Regions from separate parts of the Mus musculus genome. Here region 1 is linked to region 2. The links are chromatin contacts, found by Hi-C in ENCODE. All regions are on one chromosome and are shown on one strand. Each heading gives the region's core, a stretch centred on a gene start or an enhancer-like site at or near the end of the contact. The rest is flanking DNA. Distances are from core to core; before and after follow the strand shown.

The links. A loop is a pair of places that touch in the nucleus more often than their neighbours do.
Region 1: a loop to region 2 is called in a map of mouse trophoblast stem cell, with 4 times the contacts of the local background. The contact joins the promoter of Kcnq3 here to the promoter of Oc90 in region 2. A Hi-C loop is called at or near these places in 3 of 37 maps with a recorded cell type or tissue (Patski and mouse trophoblast stem cell).

Annotation. Positions count from the first base shown.
Region 1 is chr15:66,285,343-66,292,235 of GRCm38, forward strand. Kcnq3 (potassium voltage-gated channel, subfamily Q, member 3) reads right to left here and starts at 1,287. Exons shown (of 15, transcript NM_152923.3): 1 at 494-1,287. The coding sequence starts at 882. It overlaps Gm27242 (a long non-coding RNA gene), which reads left to right. Exons shown (of 5, transcript XR_875391.3): 2 at 3,971-4,031.
Region 2 is chr15:65,907,384-65,914,587 of GRCm38, forward strand. Oc90 (otoconin 90) reads right to left here and starts at 4,904. Exons shown (of 15, transcript NM_010953.2): 1 at 4,856-4,904; 2 at 1,577-1,669. The coding sequence starts at 1,622.

The sequences.
Region 1 (6,893 bases), core at 37-2,536, 370 kb after region 2:
TCCAAGGAAGGGAAGCACACACATGGAACACGCACGTACACAGGCACTATGCCTATGGGCAGTGTGCACCGCTACTATCCTCAACTCTGGGATATATCATCTAAATTGAGTGGTGATTGCAAGCTATCCACCCCAAGAAGAACCGGTGCTTCTGAAAGGACCGTTTTTGTCCCACTCAACTGCTTCATTAGAAATATCATCTATTTCTTTTAAGCTTCCATGACAATATCCCAGAACATACAATAAATGCGCACTTTTGCGCACTCGCCAGTTCAAATCTCCAACTCAGCTTGAAAGCCTGCTGTCCCAGGCACCAGAAACACTCCGTCACACCGCAGAGAACCATTGGCTAAGGCCAAACTGGTGTCCCTCCATCCCCAACCCAAGCCAGAGAGCACTTCTGAGTGGCCAAAGACACAACACTATGCCAGCCCTGGCCCGAACCCTAAGGTGCACGGCCGCCAAGGGGCGCCCCGAGTGGCCAGGTACTCACACAAGCGCGTGGTAGAGCAGCGCCCAGCCCCGCGGTCTCTCCAGGGCGTCATAGATCAAAGTTTGGATGCGCCTGTACTTGGCGTTGTTCCTCTTGACTGGGCGGCTCAGGGGGGTCTTTGCCAGGAGCCCGATGCCCTGCGGGGTCCTCCTCTGCCCCTCTTCGCGGCCACCGCCCTCCAGCAGCAGGGTCCCGTCTTTGTCGGCTCCGGCCCCTAGCGCCAAGGTGACTTGCTCCACGTCTCCTGGCGCCAGCCCCACTTTCCGCTCCTCGTCGCCGGCCACCGCCGAGTCCCCTCCAGCAGGGTTAGCGGCCCCGCCGCCGCCGCCGCCCCCTTCGCCGCCGCCCCCGCCAGCCGCCCCCGCCGCCCTGCGAGCCTTGAGACCCATCTGCCTCGCCCCCACCGGGCGCTTCGCCTTCTCCGCTGCTGCTCCGGGAAGTAGGAGCACTTGGGGTACGTGGACGAGGCGGCGGCGGCGGCTGCAAGCCCGGGAACTCCAATGCCATGATCCGCGCGCCCCTCCCCGCCCACCCCCCCAAAAGCAGGCAAAGGCGGGCCTCCCGGGGGCCAGAGGAGGTCGGGTGGGGAGTCAAGGGGTCACATCCCGAGCGGGTCCTCTGTGGGACCCGGAGGGGCGCAGGAAGCCGGGGTCCACGGGGAGCCCGTTGAGGGCGCGCGAGGCTGGCGCGGTGGCGCTAGGGCGCGCGACGGCGGGAGCCTGGCACCGAAGCTCCAGGGAGGCGGCGGCGACGGCGGCACCCGGGCCGGCGAGCCCGAGACAGCATCGCAGTTTATTTACAAGCCCTGTGCCAGCCGTCCTCCCGCCCGCCCGCCTGGCACACGCGCCGCCGCCTCCTCCCTCCTCCCCTCTCCCGCCCGCGCCCAGCCCGCTGCTCTAGCCCTAGCCCCGCTGCAGCGGCAGTAGCAGCAGCAGAAGCAGGCGCGCCCGGGCGGAGCGCTCACCACCCGCAGCGTTCTCTGCTTCCCTCCCTCCTTCGCAGGGGTGGGGCTCCATCGTCCCGCCCCTTGGTTGCGGGAGGCCCAGGCGGGGCCCCGCCTCTCCCCGCCGCCCCCCTACCCAAGACAGCCTTGAGGTCCAGCATCACCAGGGCTGTGAGGCCTCTACTACTGCTTCTGCTGGGTCATGAATCCTGAGGCCGTGAAGCGGGAGCTCCCCAGACCCCGTGGGCGTTGGGGTTTCCCCTGAGCGAGAGGAGAAATTAAAAGGGAGTAGATAGAGGCTGAGGCTGCAGCTTTATGTTCAGTCTCCACCCTCCACCTCCTCTGCTTGCCTTTGCAGGTAAAAATCCAAGTTGCTCGGTTAGACATGCTCACACCTCACCCACTGGCTCGGTGATTGCAATGCTTCTTCTATTCCGGGCTCCTGGGGGCTACTGCTTCTGGTAGTTTTGGGGTAGCCCCTTGTACAAGTAGGTGGGAAGACAGCTGAGAAGCGCATGTGAACATCAGAATCAGTATCCTAATTTCTTCCTGGCTCCTAAATCCTGCTGCAGGCAAGCCAGTCATGCCCTCTGACTCCATTAGCATCCTTCAGGGAAAACACTGAAATCATGGCAGTGAGTTTGTCCTACGTACGACAGAGTACTGCTCTCCACCGAAGGTTTGAAACCCTTGAATTCATAAAACCTGAGTGACAGACAGAAGGCCAGAGCTAAAGCAAGTGTGAGCCAAATTATTCCTAGTGTGGAAACAGAATCACAGGAACCACTGGGCTCTGTCCTAGGAGTCCCCATTGAGGAGGTGACACGCCTTAAGGTGAGATTCAAGTGGCAAGGTGGGAGCAGTTATGACAATTTCAAAAAGAGCCTTCTAGACAGCGGTGTGGAGGAGAAACGTAGTTCAGGTTTGCTGACGGCAGAGGAAGCAGTCTGGTCAGTCACTGGCACCATTGGCAGAGGGCAAGTGCCTCATTACCCAACAGGCAAGTTAGGGAAGCCCTCCTCCTGCCCTGGGGTACCATGACTCCTTACCGCCCAGTCTTCCCTCATGACTGTCAGGTGGAGTAGAGAGGACAAGATAGCTGTGAGTAAAGTTGGGAATCCAGTCTTAGTCTACAGGGAAAAAGCAGGTGTCTGCCTAGGAAAGTTGGATGAGCAGGGCCAAGGAGAAGCTGAAGAGTGGGGGACATCTTAGGGTTTTACTGCTGTGAACAGACACCATTGACCAAGGCAACTCTTCTAAGGATAACATTTAATTGGGGCTGGCTTACAAGTTCAGAGTTTCAGTCCATTACCATCAAGGCGGGAGCATGGCAGCATCCAGGCAGGAGGAGCTGAGAGGTCTATATTCTTAGTAGCTGGGAGGAGGATCTCAAAGCCCACCTCCACCATGACACACCTACTCCAACATGGCCACACCTCCAAATAGTGCCAGTCCTGGGTCAAACATATTCAAGCCATCACAGTGGGCACCTGTAGAATGGAGAAAAAAAAAAAAAAGAAGTCAGAGAAGGGAGGAGCCTCCAGAGATTCTCTAGAAGAGTGAAAGTGTTGACTCTAGGATTGGCATAGCAATAAACTGCTTGTTATGCTAGAATACTTTTCCCAGCAGCGGACTGTAGTATGAGAATGAAACAGAGAATTGGAAGACTTGTGGCCATCCTCAATAGAGAAAGATATTTATTGGTTAGATGGGAGGTATGTGTCTGAAACAGCCTATGGGACCTGACCTTAGTTCAGAGCAGGGTAGCCCTGGTCCCTTTATAAGTAAATCAATGATTCAGGATGAGTTGAAACAGAGAAACAAATCAGAAAAAAAAAATTCTGAAGAGAAAAGGCTAAAGGAAAAGGAATTGTCTGGATTAGAAACACCCTCACACACACCAGACAGCAACATGTCCCAGCTTTCCTATGGTACCTGTCAGCAGACACACATGACTGTGCTGTAGATGGGTTGGGTGTATCTCCCAGGGAGCTCTGCATTGAGATTTGAATTGTGAAATACAGAGTGGAAAATTAAGTTAATCAACTTCTGGTGTTTGGGATTGAATCAGGATTAGAAAATAACAACAGGATGAGGCTGTCATAATGGATGCTTGGTGGCTTTGTAGGAAGAGAGAGAAAAAAAAACATAAGTCACATCTCTTTCTCTTCCCATGAGTTGCCTCCAGGTATTAAGGCTAAAGAAGACTATTTAAAGATCCAGGCCCTTGTCTATGGACAAAATCATAGCCCAAACAAACCTCTTTTCTTTGCAAGATACCCAGCCTCCAGTAGTTCATAATAATATCCTTTCTGACCCAATTCAACACCAAACACTCACAAAACAATCTTCCCATATATAGAAGTTGCTGTTTGAAAATTGCCCTTCCTCCTCAATTCCTTCCTATTTTATTAGTTGGCCTATTTTATTTGCTATTTGTATTTGCCACTACCTAAAACTATCGTGTTTATATTTTGTTTCCTCATTTCCTGTTGTTTTCTTGCTATGGTTTGACTTTTATGTGTCCTCCACAGATCTGTGCATTGCGTGCATTGCTCCCACTTGATGGCTCCATCATAGGACACTTAGGAGGAGGTGAGACCTAATTGGAGGAAGTAAGTCACTGGGGATTGAGTTCCTGATGTGTTCCATTCATCACTGATTTCTGTATCTCTCTGTACTTCCTGTCCACCATTAAGTCAGAAGTCTACCCTATTACTGTGATGTTCTGGCCAGACACATGGGGTCACGCAACTATGAACTGAGCTCTCTAAAGTGAAGGGTAGAATGACATCTTTCCTCCCTTAGGTTGTTTATCAGATCCTCTGTCACAGTGATGAGAAAAGTAGCTAATATTCCCTCTAAACAAGATCAAGGCCTAAGCATCCTAGAAGTAGATATGTCCTGGGATAGCCTCTTCATTCTCAAATGAAGCATAAATAAGTGATGGGTAAAGGAGCAGGGTCAAGCCACCAGCACGCAGTCAACATATGTTTTCATGTGAACATTTTAGGGGTTTTGTTTTGTTTAATTGGGAAAGTCTCTGTTCTCAGTAAGGCTTAGTAATTTCAAATTAAGACCACTGAATTTACATTGATAGTGTCCAAAAAGCCTCACTAAATAAGCACACAAGATGGGCCTCAGGGCATACATAAAAAGGCATAGAAAAACCATGAGTGGTCTTGATTGTCCCTTTGACTCACCTGGGCAGAGCCAACCTCAAAAGTGGATTTACTGCCATCAGATTGGCCTAGGGCATATCTATAAACATCTTGGGTGCTAGTCAGTGTAGGAGTACTCAGCCCACTGCGGGCAGTGCTATCCCTAGTTAGGTTGCCCTGTGCTAGCTGGAGGTAAACTTGGAGTAAGCAGAATTTCTCCCATGGTCTCCACATAAAGCTCCTGCTTTGGTTTCCCCCAATGATGGACTGTAACCTATAAAATGAAATAAACTCTTTCTTCTCCTAGGTGGTTTTTTGTTGTTGTTGTTGTTAGTGCTTTATCAGAGCAATAGGAATAAAATAAGGACAGAAGCATACGATTTTATTACTTGGCATTTAATAAAAGAAAAAAAAATTGAAAATGGCACCTTGGACTTTCCAGTACATGAGGAGTTTTGGTGGAGACACAAAGGCCATTGCCATGCCTCTCATAAAAGGATGAAGCAAACTCAGTATCAAAGTTATGACTCTGATCCAATTAAACCTAAGAGTAGAGGATCTGCCAGGCATCTGAGTCTGGAACATTGATTTACTTCAATGGTTTTATAATCCAGTGGAGAACACTGTTCAGATTTCTAATAAAGGGCTTTAGAAATATCATAAAAGGCACAATGTGCAGTAAGTACCATTTGAGGGGCCATGTACTTACAACACAGTGCAGATTTTAGCTAAAAGGAGCCATATGTCCTATATCCCTAAAGTCTCTGGGATCCTGATATGCCGATGGGACATAACAGCAAGACCAACAGCGACCATGTATCAAAAAAGAATAGCCTGAGTTATAGTTCAAACAACTGAACATTCTAGCATCCTCTACTTTTAAGTCCCAGTCCATCCTATGATATTAAAATTCCATTCACTGGCTGGTCATTAAATTTGCCACCTCTTTTTTCTCAAAATACTTTTGATTTTCATATTATTCCAGTTTCTCTTGCTCTGTATCTTGACATATATCTTGCCCTAACAAAATATCTAAAACTGGGAACCATATAAAGAAAAGATTTCTTTAAGCTCATTGTTGTTGGCAAAAAGTACAAAACTTCATTTTGGAAGACAGAACCAACAGGGTGAGTCCATCAATTCGGCCTCAAGTATAGGAATCAGGTCTCTGCTTTAGTTGCTGTATTAAAAGACTACGACCAGAAGCAACAAGTAGCAGGAAGGGTTTATCAGACTTACATTTCCATGGAGATAAGAGTCCATTGAGTCAGTACTACACTGCAACAGGCTTACAGGCTAGCAGGATCAGAAAGCTGACGATGTATATCTTCAAATGCAAACAGTAATCAGAGAGCAAGAACAGAAAGCTGAGGCTTTAAACTTCCAAAGTCTATCTCCAGTGACTTACATCCTCTAGAAAGACTCCACCTCCCAAAGGTTCTGCAATTTCCACCAAACAGTGCCACCTACTGGGCACCAAATGTTATATATCTGAACCTGTGGAGCACATTCTTATTCAACCCACAGACTCCACTGGCTGGCTTGCTGCAAGATGGATGGCAGGCAGCACAATGGCAGAACCTTTTCTCACTCATGGGTGGGAAACTTCAGCAAATGAGTAATAGATATGTGATGTCAGCATAGGAGAGTAACTTGAAGGATAGAATGGAGAGAATTATAATCCTATGACATTAAGTTTGTCACCTTTGGGCAAGTTGCTGGATTCATACCTCGTTCAGAGACCATGTGGCAAGAGAGGAAGCCAAGAGTGGGAAAGGTCATTCTGCAACAACATTCTACATTGAACAAACAAGGGTTCCAAAGGTTCATCTTCATGCTTTCCGAGGGCAGTTCCACCAGTGACCTAATGACCTTTAAATAGACCACACCCCTTAAAGTTTCTACCCCATCTTCACATAGCCACATGTGTGACCAAACTTCTAACACACAAATTCTTTCAGTACAAAACAACATTCATAACAGACTTAGCCATTTTTTTTATCTTTACCTCATATATAGATGTGCCATACAAGTTCCAGAGAAAGTGCTTCCTAGAGATGAACAGTAAGGGAGAGAGCCAGAGACTTTTTATGAGCCTCTGACTTTTCCTCCAGAAGTTTTGCTTTGGGTTGCAACCATCAAGTGGTGGGATGATTCTCTGGACAAGGTTAATATGAGTATAATCAAATGAGCAGGGTGAAAGGTTCATGTCCATGCGCACATGTGTTCCTGGCTGCCCTCTTACCTCATTTCCAAAAAATATGTTATTATTGCAGACCTATTTTAAATCTACTTG
Region 2 (7,204 bases), core at 3,654-6,153:
ATGGTACACATGAAAAAAAAAAGGCAGCTTTGAGCAAAAGGAAATTTACTCTTTAGAAAGAAGAAAGCGTTAGCTACCAAGGAGAATAAGCTTTTAAGAGTATGAGGGGATTCAAATCCTGACAAGAATGTTTAATCTGGAAAATACACATAGATGGAGGTCAGAGAACAAGCTGTTGGCCAGTTCTGTTTCAGAGGGAAGGCTTATCTGCAGGTGGGCATCTGGAGTCCTCTCTCAAATGCTAGATTGCCATTGCCATTCTGAACTTACGTGCATCTGGGCCAGGTGTAAGCCTCATGTGTTTCATCTGCTTGCTTGGGTCTTGGCCAATATAAATGACATACATGCATAACACGTGGCGCCACTCACTGTCCCTGCTGCTGGAAGAGATGCCTGAAGAGCCTCTCAGAGGCAGTGATAAGGCTGAGAGTGTCTCTTAGCATGAGAGAACAAGGAACAAAGAACAAGGGGTCTGATCCATGAGTGATGGGAGCCACCTTGGAGGAAGGAATGCAGTGGGTTTATGTGTTTAAATGAACAAGGAGTTTGAGGGTCTTCTAACTGGCTGGTGTGTAAGGAATAGAAATGTTTGACTTAGTGGATCATATGCCCACAGAGACGAAAAGAATGTTGTTTCGTGTCAGAAAGGCCAATGTGCCCCAAGGAATTAGCAAATTGGAGGGGGCTATGTAGCTCACAAGCAGAGGGGAGAGGAACTGCACGGCTAGAAGGAGGGAGGAGCTTACCAATAAGACACTTGTTTTTTGACCCAACTCTTCTCCATTCTGAACCTTATCCAATACTTTTAAGTTTTGGACAGGGTTTCTATTTAAATTAATTTTTATACACAATATATTTTGATCGTATTATTTTCCATACCCCAGCTCTTCTCCACATCCTTGCCAACCCAACTTCACATTCTCATTTTCTCTCCCTCCCTCTGAATAAAAGAACAGAAAACAAAAAGCAAAGGGAAACATGGGGAAAAAAAACCCAGTAAGACCAAAATATGAAAACAAAGCACATACATGTACACAGTACACGTACACACTACACACACATACAACACATGCAAAACACACTACACACATCACACACATACTACATACATACAACAACACATGCAACACACACTACACACATACAATACACACACCACACAAACACATACACACATATAAGCAACAACAACAGTAGCAATAACAATGACAACAAAATCATGGAGCCTGCATTTCATTAGCTAGCTACTCCTGGGCATGGGACCTGTCTGAAGTGGTTAATATGCTTATTGCCACAACATTGGAAGAAATTGATTTTCCCAATAAAAATCAATTGCAAATAGTGTCTTGGTAAAGGTTGGGGCTGAGTGCCCACTTCCCCTCTATGCTGGGATTTTTCTGAGCAGGGTTTGAAATAATTAACATGAACTCTATAGCCTAATACTGATGTTTGGTTCCCTTCACTCACTGGGCAGAGGAATGAAGAGGATCTAATGAACAAGTCAGCTGGAGGACAAGAGAACATCACTGCATCCCTGTGAGGTTATCAAATGCTAACCTGGAAAGGCAGTACTTACCAACACAGGGGGCCATCAGCATACCGACCATGAGCAGCATAATCATTGTGGCAGTGCAGAGGACAAGGTGTAGGCATAGGCTAGAGCAGCTTCCTGGGAGAGCCAGCAAAACATGACAAGGATGCTTTTAAAAACCCCACATGAGAATCAGCAGAAGCTTCGCGTTCCCTAGGGTGACTCAGCTTATCCAGCTGTAAAACGGTAAGGTAGCCATGTTCTCCCCAAAGACATGGCAGTGTGTTGTGCTTTCCCTCATTTATTTCATAAGCATTTACAGCAGATCTAGCATGAGGGAGGTGGGTTTGAACCCTGTCAACACCACCGTAGATATGAATAAATCTGGTGACCACATGGTGGTGCTGCCTGCCAACAAATTGTGTGCTTCACCTCTACGCCCCCCCCCCCCCCTTCACACAGCATCTCAACCTTTCTTTTCTTTCTTGGTCTTTTAGCATCTGGGTTATTTGGTTGCTGTCCTAGTATATCACTGGATAATCCTCAGAGGCTGCTCCAGGGACAAAAGAACAAGGTGGGAACAAAAGTCCTGGAACCCTGCCACGCTTTATTATAGTTTCTTGTGTTCAGATCACCAAGTATTTGACTTCAATAGGCACCCTAATGCCCAACAACTGTATAGTTAATAGGATGCAGGAGATCAGAGGGATTTTAGGATAATTTTCTCCCTAGTTATAATCCCCTAAACAGTGGGAAATGGTTGGTTGATTTGTGCTTTAGATTGTGATTTCAGGACATCGTTTGAATGGCAATAGAGCATGTTCCAGGCTGCTGGATAGATTTGTAGATGTTGGGCATTGCACAATGGAGCTTGGCCAAGAGGGCATATAGAAACCCCCAAACAACTAGGCTAGACTCTCAAGTGTGCCCTCTGCAGAACACTTTTATAATGTGCTTCTCTAGAGGCAAAGGAGGTATTCCACAGTTTAGGGGTTGTCATGCTGCAGTCACCCTGCCCATAAACTCAGTTTACTCTGAGTGAGAAGACATGTGGACTGCAAGGTGGCTTCTCTACAAACCTGTCTCTAGAATGGCCTCTGGTGGCTACAAAATGGATGGGTATTATATGAAAGAAAGAGCAAGGAGTGAATGCTTGAAAAATCTGACTGGACTGAGCGCCCTCTAGTCACTGACTGCTATCTGATTTTCCTTCAGCACAATGCTCTACTGTATTCATTTCCTAAAACAGAAGAGCCCTTGCTGTCCAACAAGCTCCCCTGGCTCTTTGCAGAGCCAGCCTTGATTGCCTTCTGTTCAGGCTAAAGCCAGATTGAAATGAACGGATGATGAGACAAGTCTCCCAAAGGGCTGTGCTAAGGACCTCTATTAGTGTGCGGCAAAGGCATCTCAGTAGGAGGGGAATGAAGACCCTTTTGAAAATCAAAACTCATAAGACTTCAATGCAGTCACCATCTAGCACTTATAGCATCTTGTGGTCACTGTTTCTTAACTTGGAAGGGCCATGCATGGGCATCATCTTAGTCAAATTGCAAGTTTTTTAAGATGAAGCCTTCAAAGCTTGGAGGCTGGTGAATTATGGCACACAGGTCCCACTTGTGTCTGACTCCCTGTTACTGTGGTAGCACCTGCCTGGTAGCTCTTACAGGGCCCAAGTGAGTTAATCTCCACCCACAAACTGTGATAACTGAACTACAGAAGCTGCTCATGAAAAGGGGGATTGCAATTGCAGCAGCTGGCTACACTGTAGCCAAAGGCTCATCCTGTCCCCTTTTTGTGCTGAAGCCCTTGATAAAGTAGGGGTACCAGTTAGAGCTGCCATCTTTGACCCAGGTCTCAGGAGTGTACTCCCCCCACTGTCCTTGATCTCAGGCTACTTAGGCTGAGGGCTACTTGACTTCTACCTCCTAGAATTTATGGGAGCGCAAATAAGAAAAGTCACTGAAACATAAGGCATGGATCCACGACTAGTCTATTTTAAGAAATAACTTATCATAGAGAAGAGAGGAGAGTGGTGGGGAGGTTGCTTTGTACAGAGTTTCAGTTTGGGAAGGGGACATATTCACTTCTGAAAGTGACAGTGAAAATGATGATAGAAAAACAAAAATTTACTTCACACTACTGTCCATTGAAAATGGACAAGATGGTAAATTTACATGTATATATGTGTGTGTATGTATATATATATATGTGTATATATATATATATATATATAACATATATTGTATATGTTATAGATATCCTAATATACTATTTTAACTAGGTTATAAATTTATGGATCTTGTTCCTTGCATTAATTGGATCACGATTTGTGTCAGGTGGCCCACCAAACGTGCTCCATGCACTGTCCAGAAACAAAACCTTAAGACTTAAAAATAAAAAAAACAATATAAATATCAACATGCCAAATTGTATTTAAACGATGGACAGGCACAAGGGAAGCAATGTGAATGCCAATGTCTGTGCTTCAAACCATTAACCAATCCAATCTAAGCCTTTGCTCTGTGGATTCTACCCTCACCTGTCTGGTCAGCTGCATGATCCAAAACAATTAGCTTCCTGATTGTTGTTACAATTTAGTCAGGAGGCCTATATCTTGTACCCCAAGGCTGCCCTTTGTGGCCATCCCCCAGTAGAATCAAGGCCACCTTCTGACAACTTATCCTGTGGCTACTTGACTTATCCTGTGGCTATCTTGGAACCAGACCATGATAATTGGCCTGGATCCTCCAGGCTCAGTTGCTGGATGGATGGAGCTCATTTTTATGAGTAACAGTTTGAGACTCCTGGAGTTGATCCAGGAGAATCTTGCCATGAGTTACCAAGTAGGAACTCTATCCTCAAGTCCACTGATCCACTGCAGGCACCCTAGACACAGTTGTTGACCCACAGATTTATGGGGCCCTTGCTGAAGTGGTGTGTGTGGTAGGGAGGTTGAGCAAAGGAGTTCCTAGTGCAGTTTAGCAAGTGTTGTCAACTTGGCACTGCATCTCCTTCTACCAGGACCCAGAGTGCTTTGGAGTTCAGCAACACCCTAAGTACCATCCAGGAATCACACAGTGCTAAAGATTTGACCCTTCTTTCCTTCTCATCTTTTCTTCTCTCCTTATTCCCTCTTTCACACATCCACTTCTGCCATCTAGTTCTCTTTTCTTTCCTCTTTCCTTCTCTCCTGTCTCCCACCCATATCTGTCTTCCTTAATCTATTTCTTCCATCTATCTGACCCTGCCTCCTTCTCCTTTCCCATTCCACCTTCACTCTCTTCTTGCTATCTCGTTATGTGATCACAAGGAGGAGGTACCTACCGTGAAGTGAAGCTCCACTCGAAGGCTGTTGAATGATCCAGTGTTGCTTGGCTTTGAGGAAATGGGGACAGTGTCTTTTATATTTCAGTCAAAGACCCCTGGTCATGTGAGCACCTTCTCAGACTCATACCAAGAGCTTTTCATGCACTCTGGCAGGTGGGCTGCATGGGAGGGGAGGAGGTATCATAATGCCATGCCTTGGCACAGGTGAAGGCTTTATATTAAACAGTTCCATCTTGAGCCCTCTGAGGAGACCCGAGCTCTAATTAAAGAACAATGGCTGCCTTGTTCCATACCCCCCACCCCACTTCAATGTCTCAGAGACTCTCTGATTATGTCTGAGGATCACAAGGGAATAACTCTGGAGGCCGAAAGATGTTGAAAGTCACAGGCTCCCTTGCTAGGAAAAAGGCAGGCTTTGTCTTGCCTAGTCATTACGACAGTGACTCTTTAGAAGTCCCTGCTTAGACATGGGGATTTGCTTTCTCATTCCTTTATAGTTTTCTATCCAAGTTGTGGGGTACAGTCAAATGGGGGCTTTATAATTAAACTCCCTAGGTTCTACTTCCAGTCCCACTGAGCTCCATCTTGGCTTTCATGTCTGCTACATGGAGGTCATCCATGCACTTAAAAAAGCTTTAGGGGCTTTTCGGAATCTTCCCTTCTCTGCATAACTCTTTGTAGACCACTTTCCTTTCCAGTAGTGTGCCACCAGTGGTAATGAGGACTTTGTCCTTGTCTCTACAGTCATCACAGCAGGATGTTTGTGTAATCTTAGGGGGAGAGAATGGAGAAGCAAGTGTTTACAGAGGTATTTATCCCATCTCACATATGCTATCACATTTGACACAGATCAAGTCAGCCTGGCCATGAATCCTCTGAGGTTGAGGCTCTTGAAGGAGCAGAACTAGTCAGATGGCTGTGTCAGGGTCAGTGGAGTCTTCCCAGAAGACTCCACATTGAAGGGCTTCTCCACATAAGAAGTTGTCCTTGTGTGTTAGAACTTCTGTCTGTATTGGCCATTAGGTCACTCAGATGCACTGAGGGTCGGAGCTATATTTGCTTAAGTCGTATTCAACAAACGCAGATGAGCTACTGTCTCTAAAGCTGTCAAGTCAGTGGGACACAGGTCTCAAAACAGCCAAACTGATCCTCTGTGGATCTCAAGAACATTGCTACTAAATGATGTGAAGGCATTAACAATCTACCTAGGAGGGAAGTTCTAGACATTTGCAGAGGAATAGAAGATTTTTCTCCCATAGCTTGTAAAAGAATGTTATGGTTTAAATATGAACTTAGCCTGTAAAAGGATGTTATGGTTTCAGTATGAACTGTGCTCCACCATAGGCAAATGTGGTGAGTACTTGGTCCCCAACTAGTGACACTATTTTCAAGAAACTTTGGGAAGTAGGACCTAGCTAGAGAAAGACTAGTAAATTACTACCAGACAGATCTTGTTCCTGGCTCTTTGACTGTCTGTCTGTCTGTCTGTCTGTCTGTCTCTCCTTCCATTCGTACCTCCTTATCTCTCTTTCTTACTCTGCTTTCAGTTGGCCATGGGACAAGAACCCCTCTCTGCCATGTGCTTCCAATGTGCCAATCGCAGGGGTGGGGCAAGCAAAGTTTAAATCTTCAGAAACCAGGTGCTGAAACAAATTGTTCCTACTTGAGATTTTCTATCAGGTAATTTTTCCACAAGGAGGTAAACATATCTAACAGAAAGAATGTATTTTAGAATCTGTTATTGACACTCTTGTTCAAAGGATTCTTTTCATTGGGTAATGTCTTGCCCATTAAAAGATTGCCCATGCACCTATTGGATGCCTGTGGTAATCCCCACCAGACCCTCTAAACAACATAACTAGACATCTCCATAATGCTAAATATTGTCTAGAGCTATAACTTTCTATTTTCTTCTGGTAGAATAGAGTGAAAACTGAGTTTCCCTAGAAACACAGACAGAAGACAGAGTTGTTCTCAGTAAGAGTTTAATGACAGATTCCACTATGAAAGCAGCTGAATTCTTTACTCACACGAGCCCAGAACTACACTTTGCAGAAAGAGAAAAATACATGCAATTATATAGAGACATGCTCTGGGACTGAGATGTGCTCTCTCTCTCTCTCTCTCTCTCTCTCTCTCTCTCTCTCTCTCTCTCTCTCTCTTCCTACTACTTTCCTTTTACTTCTCTTCCACTCTTTCTCTTGCCAATATAGATTTTCCTTTGTGTCATGGAGTATATAGAAAAGCTCCTTTTCCTTCCAGGAAGAGTGTAGTTTAAGTCCAGGTAATCACATAATCTACTTGGTATCTGGGGCATACAAATTTTCCATCTACTTTACCTAATTA